3 separate regions of the Homo sapiens genome follow, and regions 1 and 3 are each linked to region 2. Evidence: chromatin contacts called from ENCODE Hi-C or POLR2A ChIA-PET data. All regions are on one chromosome and are shown on one strand. Each heading gives the region's core, a stretch centred on a gene start or an enhancer-like site at or near the end of the contact. The rest is flanking DNA. Distances are from core to core; before and after follow the strand shown.

What was found. Hi-C counts contacts between places; a loop is a spot of excess contacts on that map. ChIA-PET counts read pairs that join two places held with the same protein, here RNA polymerase II (POLR2A). Pooled maps may share reads with other maps.
Region 1: a loop to region 2 is called in a pooled map, with 2.1 times the contacts of the local background. The contact joins two enhancer-like sites. A Hi-C loop is called at or near these places in 2 of 50 pooled maps. POLR2A ChIA-PET finds 5 or more read pairs at or near these places in 3 of 52 experiments (OCI-LY7, activated B cell and activated T-cell).
Region 3: a map of OCI-LY7 shows a loop between it and region 2 (7-fold over the local background). The contact joins two enhancer-like sites. A Hi-C loop is called at or near these places in 1 of 168 maps with a recorded cell type or tissue (OCI-LY7), 7 of 37 single-sample maps with no recorded cell type and 3 of 50 pooled maps. POLR2A ChIA-PET finds 5 or more read pairs at or near these places in 2 of 52 experiments (OCI-LY7 and activated T-cell).

The regions. Positions count from the first base shown.
Region 1 is chr6:156,657,053-156,660,743 of GRCh38, reverse strand. No RefSeq gene overlaps it. Among named protein-coding and RNA genes, the nearest start is that of ARID1B, 120 kb to the left of the region's middle. RefSeq lists enhancers at 2,677-3,190, 3,191-3,691. Within about 2 kb of position 2,379, at least 3 of the 41 ENCODE cell types and tissues checked have a DNase peak (open chromatin) inside an H3K27ac peak, as active enhancers do.
Region 2 is chr6:156,751,522-156,755,162 of GRCh38, reverse strand. No RefSeq gene overlaps it. Among named protein-coding and RNA genes, the nearest start is that of ARID1B, 24 kb to the left of the region's middle. RefSeq lists enhancers at 2,035-2,134, 2,325-2,394. Within about 2 kb of position 2,247, at least 7 of the 41 ENCODE cell types and tissues checked have a DNase peak (open chromatin) inside an H3K27ac peak, as active enhancers do; they include OCI-LY7, where a contact is called at or near this core.
Region 3 is chr6:156,636,514-156,640,225 of GRCh38, reverse strand. No RefSeq gene overlaps it. Among named protein-coding and RNA genes, the nearest start is that of ARID1B, 140 kb to the left of the region's middle. Within about 2 kb of position 2,370, at least 4 of the 41 ENCODE cell types and tissues checked have a DNase peak (open chromatin) inside an H3K27ac peak, as active enhancers do; they include OCI-LY7, where a contact is called at or near this core.

The DNA of each region.
Region 1 (3,691 bases), core at 1,130-3,629, 95 kb after region 2:
AGGATAATTTTACAGGGTAGGATTTTAGGTTGGTGGTGTTGTTTTTCTTTTTTTCTCTCAACACTAAATATTTCACTCCAGTCTCTTCTTGCTTGCATGTTTCTGAGAAGTCTGATGTAATTCTTATCTTATTCATTCTTATCTTATCTTAGTTCCTCTATAGGTAAGGTGTTTTTTTTTTTAAACTTCTGGCATCTTTCAAGATTTTTTCCTTTTGATTTTTCTGAAGTTTGAATATGATGTGCTCAGATATAGTTTTTTTTTTTTTTTTTTTTTTTTGAGACAGTGTCTTGCTCTGTCGCCCAGGCTGGAGAGCAGTGGTGTGATCTCGGCTCACTGCAAGCTCCACCTTCTGGGTTCATGCCATTCTCCTGCCTCAGCCTCCTGAGTAGCTGGGACTACAGGCGCCCGCCACCACACCCAGCTAATTTTTTTGTAGTTTTAGTAAAGACGGGGTTTCACTGTGTTAGTCAGGATGGTCTCCATCTCCTGACCTCGTGATCTGCCTGCCTCGGCCTCCCAAAGTGCTGGGATTACAGGCGTGAGCCACCAAGCCTGGCCTACTCGGTATAGTTTTTTTCCTTTTTGCATTTATCCTGCTTTATGTTCTCTGGCTTCCTGTGGTTTAGTGTCTGACATTAATTTGAGGGAAATTCACAGTCATTATTGCTTCAAATACTGCTTCTGTTCCTTTCTCTTTTTTCTCCTTCTGGGATTCCCCTTATGCATGTATTACACCTTTTGCAAGTGTCCCATAGTTCTTTGATGTTCTGTTTAGTGTTTTTCAGTCGTTTTTTTCTCTTTGTGTTTCAGTTTGGAAGTTTCTGTTATCATATCCCCCAGCTCAGAGATTTTTTTCTTTGGCCATGTCCAGTCTCCTTGTGAGCATGTCAAAGGCATTCTTCATCTCTGTTACAGTGTTTTTGATCTTTAGTATTTCTTTTTGATTCCTTCGTGGAATTTCCATCTCTATGCCTATATTATCCAAGTGTTTTTACATGTTGTCTACCTAGATTTCTTCAGTAAAGCCCTTTGCATATTAACTCATATGAGGGAGTAGGAGTTGGGATTTTCCCTTGCCCCACGTGGAAGGCTACAGCAGGCTGGGATTGGTTATTTCCCTTCTCCAGGTCTGTTAGGCTCTGAAAAGCACCCGACAGGTGAGGCTCGGGTAAAACAGTTTCTCTTGAGGGCAGGTCTTGTTAGAAGAACAGAATGCTCTGTTTTATCTCAAAATGGTTCCTTTTCTCCTCCCCCTGCTGGAAGCTCAAGAGGGTTTTCTTTCTTTAGTATTCACTGTGCAGCTGCTGGAGCTCCTAAAGGTAAACTTACAGAAGTGTGGGGGCCCCCTGTGACTGGGTCATCCTGGAATTTTTAATTCTCAGACCTGTCCACACTGAGCCTCCAACAATTTATCAATTACAGTCCAGGGTTTTGCACCTTGGTACTGGTTCCCATAGAGGTTTCTGCTCTGGTAATTTGTGATTCTCTGTATCTGCCTGCCTGCCTCTCTAATTTTGGGGCAGCAGTGTGCCCTTGACCTCATTTCTCTGAGGGCTATAAGATGAGTCATTGACTTCACAGTTTGTAAATCTCCTGGCATAGATGCTTGATAGATGGTAGCTGCGGTGGGGGGACTCTCTGGAGCTCAATGTTTCATTTGGGCAGTGGTGTGGGGTTGGAACTTGTCCATGCTCTCTACTCAATGCCCTTATCACTAGGATGCTCAGCGGTTTCCTGGTACCCTTGCTGTTTCCTGGGTTATTGGGGGCGAAGGAGGTACTTTCCTCCTACAGCAACAGTGGCTTCCCAAGCTCCTCTTTGTAGCATCAACTTTTGTCGAACCAGAGGCATGAGTTGACCATCCCACCGTGGGCAGGAAGGCATGAGCTCCCTCCCTTTGGACCAAAGGCTTCAGCTTACCCATGAATCTAAAGAGCAGAGCAACAAAGAGTGACAAGGCAGCAGCAGCAAACCACGGCACAATTTATGGAGCATGGAAAAGACTCTGGAGCTTCCCATTGGTATTTAAGCCACATTCTGAGGCTCAGCGAACAATCACTGTCAGGCACATTATCTTTGAATACAAAGGACAACAAAGTGTAATACAGTCTGCAGTTCAGCCCAACATTCTTGTCGGTAACATTTCCAATTTTTTATTTTTCTCACTAGTTGACAATATTATGATTTCTTCCTACAGGGGATGAAACTGCAAGCCCCTGCCTATTTCCCTGCTTGGCTATTATTTGAGGTTCTATTATAAGCCTCTGGCAGGCCGCCACAGACATATAAACCTTTTTTTTTTCAAGGCTACACACGTGGTACTCAGTTTCCATTCAACTTTTGTCCGCTCTGGTCAGGGATGGTGCTGACGACAGACCCCAAGATCTCAGTAATCTTGGGAATTAGGTTGAGGTTTCAGAACTCGTGATTGCAGAGTCAAATCATGCAGACTTGGCAAAGCCGTCCCTGCCAAACGCCCCTTTTATCTGAATTAAAAAACATGGTGCCAGATTCCAAGCTGTGTACTCATTCCAAAAAGTCTTATGTTTTCTGGCATCATTTAACTTTTAGGTCAACAGAGTTTAAAATATAGCTTTGCCTTTTTCCATTAACACCTAATAAGACCCTGTGTAGTTTTAGAAAAGCACTGTGAATATTACAGTATTTTGTATTTGGGAAAAAAAAACAAAATCTATTTCCTCTTAAAAAAGAACTGAGGAGCAAGTAAGGAAGCAGACTTAGTGTTCATAGTAATATTACATGTTTTTAAGTTAAGGTATCTTTCAAGATAAAAATGCATTTTAAATTATTACTGTTTTGTATTTAGCTGTGGCATGTGGTTTATTCTGCAACTTTAATGACCCTTAAAGGAGTGGGTGATTTTGTGCTTACCTTAAGAGGGCATGGGTTAATAAAGGTTGAAAAGACTGTTGTAGATTTCAGTTTTATTATGAATTCCTTGCTCATTTAAAGTGATAGTTACCATCTACGTCTTTTCTGAGAGAGACACCAAGGTGCAGGCAGGTTCATTACAGAAAAACACAGTATGTTGAAAAAACTCTTTGTTCTGTAAATTGATTGGGCCAAATTTCTGGATTTGAAGGGAATTGGAAGGGAGCTTCGGTGCTATGGAGGGCCCAGCAGAGACAGGGGCATGAGGTGTGGCGATGCTTCGAGCTGCCCCCACATCCGCCTTGCGCTGTGGGTCAGTGTCTGTTTGAAGGAGTCACTGAGTGGGTGAGGGGTGGCCCTGGCTGGTGCTGCAGCCTGTGGTGCTCCTAAGTGGCAGTGACAGCTCATTCAGCAGCAGTGTGACCTTTGGGGGAATGCCTGCCACTCATTTACTTGGGAGAATCCCAGACTTTCAGGCCACAGGCTCCTTGCCTATAAAATGAGAGATATGGATTAGATGATTTGCAGGGTCCCCCTCCAGTCTAAAATGCTATGATTCTATGGAATTAAGCCCATTTGATCTAAGAATGGAACCAAAAACCTTCTGCGTGTGTGTATGATGGAGGAATGGATTGTAATGCAGATAAGATGAAATAGTCCTTTTAGCCTTATTTTTGCCTTTCCCCATCTCAATGGTGTTTTTTTTTTTTCCCCCTCAGTGCATATTATCTGCTCTGTGCTGAGCAGGTTCAGAAAAGTATAAACCATATTCCTTCCCTTAGGATGCTTAAAATTT
Region 2 (3,641 bases), core at 998-3,497:
GGGAGGCCAAGGCAGGTGGATCACCTGAGGTCGGGAGTTCGAGACCAGCCTGACCAATATGGAGAAACCCCATCCCTGGTAAAAATTCAAAATTAGCTGGTGTGGTGGTGCATGCCCGTAATTCCAGCTACTTGGGAGGCTGAGGCAGAAGAATTGCTTGAGCCCAGGAGGAGTAGGTTGCAGTGAGTCGAGATCATGCCATTGCACTCCAGCCTGGGCAACAAGAGCGAAACTCCATCTCAAAACGAAAACAAAAACAACAAACAAACAAACAAAAACACCTTTTAAAATATTGTTAAAAGCCAAGATACAAAGACATACACTAGCCTAGGCCCAGACAGGGTCAGGATCATCTACATCACTGTCTTACCTCCACATCTTGTCCCACTGGAAGGTCTTCAGGGGCAGTAACACACATGGAGCTATCATCTCCTGTGATTACAATGCTTTCTTCTGGATACCTCCTGAAGGGCCTGCCTGAGGCTGTTTTACAGTTAACTTTTTAAAAAATAACTAGAAGGCGTGCACTCTAGAATAATGATAACAAGTATAATATAGTAAATATAAAAGCCAGTCACATGTACTGTATATAATTGTATGTGCCATACTTTTATATGACTAGCAGCTCAGTAGGTTTGCTTACACTACAAACAAGTGAGTGATGCATTGCATTATGATATTACAGCAGCTGTGATATCACATGGGCATTTTTCAGCTCCATCACGATCTATGGGACCATTGTCATATGCGCAGTCCATCATTACGTGCTGCATGACTGTACTTGATCAATAAGGAAAAGGGACCCGGAAGAGAGATGGGAAAAATAAGGAGAAATGGTAAGCAAAGGAATTAAATAAACAGGTCAGGCACAGTGGCTCACACCTATAATCCCAGCACTTTGGGAGGTCAAGACAGGCGGATCACTTGAGGTCAGGAGTTTGGGAGCAGCCTGGCCAACACAGTGAAACCCATCTCTACTAAAAATGCAAAAATTAGCTTTGTGTGGTGGTGCATGCCTGTGGTCCCAGCTACTTGGGAGGCTGAGGCAGGAGAATCACTTGAACCTGTGAAGCAGAGATTGCAGTGAGCTGAGATCACACCACTGCACTCCAGCCTAGGTGACAGAGCAATATTTTGTCTCAAAAAATAAAAATAAATAAAAATTTTTTAAAATCTTTTTGAGTCAAGGTCTCACTCTTACCCAGGCTAGAATGCAGTAGTACAATCACAGCTCACTGCAGCCTCAAACTGCTGGGCTAAAGGGTTCCTCCCACCTCAGCCTACCAAATAGCTGAGACTGCAGGTACATGCCGCCATCCCCGGCTAATTTTGTAAAATTTTTTTGTAGAGACATACGATCTCACTGTGTTTTGCAGCCTGGATTTAAACTTCTGGCCTCAAGCAATCCTCTTGCTTCAGCCTCCCTCGTTGCTGGGATTACAGGTGTGAGCCCCTGCACCTAGTTCAGCAAACATGACTCGTAAAACAAAAAAAGCTGAGTTTGGCCCAAGTTTTGTGGGATCTAAAGCTTTAATAGTTTGGCGGGGGAGTGGGGGGGGGTGCTTTTTAAAGAAAGGAATACCAAATTATTAATAAATACTTAGGTACAAAAGTTTAGATTTACTGAGAATAAAAATAAAAATCACGACAATTTAAGTTGTAGTTAAGTGCCTCAAAACATCACAAAATCCGGGACTAAAATACAAGCTTCAATTATTTTATTATAACCAATCCCTTTCTTTTTTATACATTTTATTCCTTACATTTTTTGGCTATATATTCTTTGATCACCTCTTAATGTGACAATAATTTCTAAGTATCATCTTCTATTTTAAAAAAGTAGAGAGATAAGTCTGTCTTGTAAGGATAGATTAGTCTTCTAACACAGTAGGTCAATATTTGTGGTTTGTTGGTTTGTTTGTTTTTAGAGATGCGATCTTACTATATTGCCTAGGCTAGAATGCAGTGGCTAGTCACAGGTGTGACTGTGGCACACTACAGCCCCCAACTCCTGGTGTCAAATGATCCTCTTTGCCTCAGCTCCCGAAGTAGCAAAATTTATTTGTTTTTAATCAGTCATAGTTGAGAAAAGTTTATTTTAGCTTCACAATTTGTTATTGGTAGTCGAGGGGAATCCTCAGACATAACTTCAGCCCTTTGATCTCACAGTCACAGCAAGCTGGTCAAGGTCGACTGGGTTTTACCACACCCAGTATCCCTGCCACCCTCGGCCTTGCCAGGGCTGTTGTCAGGGGCAGAGCGTGTGCCAAAGGGACCATGAAGCCCGGTCACATGGCCCTGGGGCTGGGAGTAGAGCCGTGTCGCAGAATGTTTTCCTTGGGGAAGAGGCTGATGTCCTAAGGTTCAAGTTGTCACTGGGGCCTGGTACCCAACCCCCATGCTGCAGCTCCAGGACTACCACTAGGGTGAGCAGAGTGACCTCCAGGCTGGCAGAGCTGCCTTCCTCTAACTCTCCTGGGGCTACTTCTTCTTCCCGGACCTTGGAAGTGTCTTTGCAGACTAGGGAGCTGAAACTGAAATATCAGCTCCAAGGTAAATCAGACTTTTGCAGGGAATATGGAAAACAACTTTCATAACAGCAGCAATAATAGTAACAATGGTTAGAGGAACAACTGTTTCCCGCTCATATGTCCATAGAGAGGAGAAAAGGTCTACTCTAATCTCCTCAAGTGATAATATGAGAACACTGTGCACTTCTTTCTGCCTCCTCAACCATTCTTCCACCAGGCAGGAGGACTGCAAAGTTTAGAAGAAAGGCCTCAACGTGCTTGGCTCAGCCCCTACTGTTTTCTCTCCTTCAGAGCTGCATCTCCCAGAGAAGCTGCATTCTTGTCTGCGTGGTCTGTGCAAACAGCCTTATTGGGGACACTTGTTGTTGTCCCACTCTGCCATCAGGCATGAAGCCCATTTAATTCAGGAATACAGTATCAGCAAGCTCATCTGTCCACAGATCTAAAATCTCTCTCTGCAATCAGACCTACCTGAAATAAAGCTAACATTGTATTTTGATTTTCAACTCTCATTCTTGCCTGTTTCCACCCTTATTTCTCCATATGAATTCTAATTTCAAGACAGGAAGATAAGTTCTGTATATGAGATACCCTACAACTCTAATAATAAAGGCTAATTTAGAGAGATTTTCAAAAACTGGTAAAACTAACAAATTAGAGAACAATAACATGGGGAGAGAGAAAATGGAGCTACTGTTGAGCTTTAGCTTTTTTAAAAATTAAGCATGACATACTCAAAATTTAAGGGTAACTTCTAAAAGGAATAAAATACGTGTCTTTCAAAACACTGGAGGAGGAAAAAAAGGCAACAAACTCAAGAAATGCAGTAGAGAGCAGGAAAAAGTAAAAACCCAAATAATAAGAAAAAATATGGTAACTAGAAAACATAAAATAAGATGATAGAAATAAATCCAATATAAGGAATCCTCATAAATGTAAACATGAAACCACCTGTTACAAATCAGAGATTATCTGAATTGAAATACAAATTTTATCTATGTTTTATGCTCTCATGTTCTTCAGAAACATAAAATACAATGATTCTTAAAATTTGAAGTAAACTTATTGAAAAATATTTCAGGTAAGTACTAAACAAATAAAGGTAATGAA
Region 3 (3,712 bases), core at 1,121-3,620, 120 kb after region 2:
TCTGCCTTGGGAGTGAAATTCTGGCCTGGGGCTTTGATTCTCCCAGACTGTATCCTAGAACCCAGTTACAACTTGAACTTTAAGGGAACCAATAGCAATATGGCAATGCAAGTAACTGGGTGGATCTGAACCAGGGCATCTTATATGGCTGATGGAACACATCCTTCTCCTTTCTTTCGACTATGTATATCCTAAACCATAATCCAAAAGCTCGTACTCCTTTCTTTTCTCAGAGCCCTTGTCCTCAACTCTTCTTCCCTTTGGATTGCTCTTCTCAAAGATCTTGGCTTGACTGGCACCTTCTCATTTAAGCTCAGCTTAAATGCCAACTCTATAGAGAGACCTTTCTGGATACCTAGTCTAAGGTGGTCCCAATGACAGCCCCATTACTCTCTATCTTATGTTCTGTATTATTTTTTTCCTTATATTTATCAATATCTGAAATTATTTTATTTATGCCTATTTATTATCTTCTAGATAACAAACTACTAGAATGCAAGAACCAGAAGAAGAAAGACCTTGTCTGTCTCATTCGTAACTGTATTTCCAGGGCTTAAAAATAGTGCCTGATCCAAAGTTTGAATATTTGAGAATGAACAAGAGGAATGCCTGATATTATTTTGTGTCTGGCTGTAGAATGGGTGTTGCATCCTGGGTCATAAATCATACAATTGGCTTGGAAAAGGTCTGGCCTGAATAAAACGTGTTGCTTTTATTTTCCACGCTCTGGATTCGTCACCAGTATCAATTAGACCAGTGTTTAACCCATGCAATGATGTTCTTTTTGAAAATTGTAATGATGGTCTATTTGCTTATTCCTGTAATTCCTATTTAGTTTGTCCTTTATTCTTTAATGCTACTTCTTCCTTCTCCGTCTCCTAACCTCCTCAGTCTTCTGTTCTTTTATTACGGTTTATAGATGATCTTTTGTGTCTTGGGTAGGAATGTTTGCTTTATCTCTCTCGGCGAACACATTTTTTTTCATTTGCTGCCTCTGCCGATTATTCCACAGTGACTCATTTCCCTATGTGGCTTGTCATCTTTGCGCATGAGCTCATCTTCAGTGGGGATTAATTTTCTGGGGTGACATGGGATCCCGACCGTGCTCTTGTCTAGATATTCTTGTTTTCCATTTGCTCTTCTGTGGGGCCCAGAGGTTTCCTTGGTTCTGTACCAGTTTTCTTTTTAATTTTTAAATTAAAGTTTACCATCTTAACAATTTTTTGTTTTTGAAACAGGGTCTTGCTCTGTCACCCAGGCTGGAGTGCAGTGGCACAATCATAGCTTATTGCTCCTTCAAAGTCTCTGGGCTCCAGCAGTCCTCCCACCTTGGCCTCCCAAAGTGTTGGGATTACAAGTATGAGCCACTGCACCTCGCTCAACTTAAAAATTTTTAAGTGTATAGTAATGTTCAGTAGCATTAAGTATATTCATGGTATTATGCAATCAATTTGCAAAACTTTTTCATCTTAGAAAATGGAAACTTTATACCCTTTAAACAGTGACTCCCTGTTTTCCCCTCTCCCCAGCCCCTAGCCACCACCATTCTGCCTTCTGTCTCTATGAGCTTTAACTACTCCAGTTACCTCATATAAGTGGAATCACACAGTATTTGTCGTTTTGTACCTGGCCTATTTCAGTTAGCATAATGTCCTCAAAGTTCATCCATGTGACAGCATGTGACAGAATCTTCCTCCTTTTTGAGGCTGAATAATATTTCTTGTATGTATATACCACATTTTATTGATCAGTTCACCCACTGATGGACACCTGAGTACTTGTGTCTACCACCTTTTGGCTATTGTGAATAATGCTGCTATGAACATCGGTGTTCAAACATTTATTTGAGACCCTGCTTTCAATTGTTTTGGATATGTTTACAGAAGTGGGATTGCTGGATCAGTGCCTGTCTTAATTTCTTGGTTGGGGTTCTCTCCTCATGTAGGTAATACAGATGTGAACACCACACATGTGTGTAGCAGGCACTGGCTTCAGCTTCCTATGGGTGAGGCTTCCTACCCCTTGCACTATGGCAAGCTCCCTTGCTGATTCTCTAAACCAAGGCACCGACTTTCTAAGCTCAGTGTCACCACCTAGGCACAGCTTCATGGCTTCCAGTTTAAACAGGAGTTTCGTTTCAGCTTTTCTGTCTTGTACAGGCCCAAGGCCTCATCTCCTTTTGCTGTACAGGCGTTAAAACTTGAGTCCCACGCCTGTTAGGCCTGTATCTGTTTACAACGCCCCTGTCATCTGTTTGGCTTCAGCTTGCACTCACCTCTTTTTCTTTGAGTTGTTCTTTTTTCCTGACATCAGGGAATTTTCTTTCCTTGCTTTTGAGTATGCATTAAAAAATAGTTTATTCAGCATTTTCAGTGTTTGGGGTGTGTGTGTGTGTGTGTGTGTGTGTGTGTGTGTGTATGTGTACGTACTTTCAGTTCTGTTTGAGCTGTGGTGCCAATAGATATTTATTTGTTCATTCAAGATTTTCTGACCGTTTATAGCCTACACAATGATAAGCCTAAGATGACTAAATAGTAATCTTCTGAACTCTTGTAACTCGGGAAGATGTTAAATCATAATACACTAACAGGCAAGATATAGATGTTGCTGTGCAATTGTGGCAGTGGAATCCATTTTTAGCTTGAATCCCAAACAGAAAGGTTGTCTTCCTACTAAAGCTGCACAATGAGCCCCTCCTCAAGCCGTGCCCTTGTGAAACCAGGTTCAGAGTACAGAGACCCGCGGGACCAGAGCTCTGAGCAATGAGGTTGCAGACAAGACCTGGAGCCACACACACCAGAAGAAAGGGGAGTCTTCCTGTGTCAATCAGCAAGAACAGGCAGGCATTTTTGCAACACGCATTATAAAATAGCCTACGTTGCAGAGACGTGGCCTTGTTAATTACTATTTAATATACATGTAACAAGCATATCAGCAAAGATCAATAATTTTCTGCAGATAAGAAAAAGGCCAGTGAGACTTTCGCTGGTGTTATTTTTGTCTGCGTCTATTGGTTTCAGTGTTGCCAGCTTCTTCCTTTCCAAATCCAGGCTATATGAGACAGAAAGAAAACCCAGAGAACTCAACACTCTCATTGTTTGAGTCCCAAGTCCCCCATTCAGTCTACCTCCTTCCATCCACCTTTCAAAGTCTTCTTATGTTTGATTTATATACATATATAATGTCTAGGGTTTTTAGTTGCAATTAGTGGGAGAAATAGGAGAAGTACACCCTATCTTCTTGGTGGATGATTTTTTTAAAAAAAATAAACTTGTGTTATTTTACTGCAATCATTACATTACTATATGCTTATTAACATCTTTATAATATAGAAATGATGAAATTGAGAGTAACAATTGGGCTGGGTAAGATTGTGAAGTAGGTGAAAGAAACAAACACAGTTCAGGCAAGAATATGGGATTAGCAAAGCTGCTTTTTATTTCACTATAACTTTAGACACTTTGTGTTCACATTTTTTTTCTGCAACAAAAATTTTCTTTTCTTTTCTTTTTTTTTGAGACAGAGCCTTACTCTATCACCCAGTCCGGAGTACAGTGGCGTGATCTTGACTCACTGCAACCTCTGCCTCCTGGGTTCAAGTGATTCTCATGCCTCAGCCTCCTGAGTAGCTAGAATTACAGGCACCTGCCACCACGCCCGGCTAATTTTTGTATTTTTAGTAGAGAGGTGGTTTCGCCATGTTGGCCAGGCT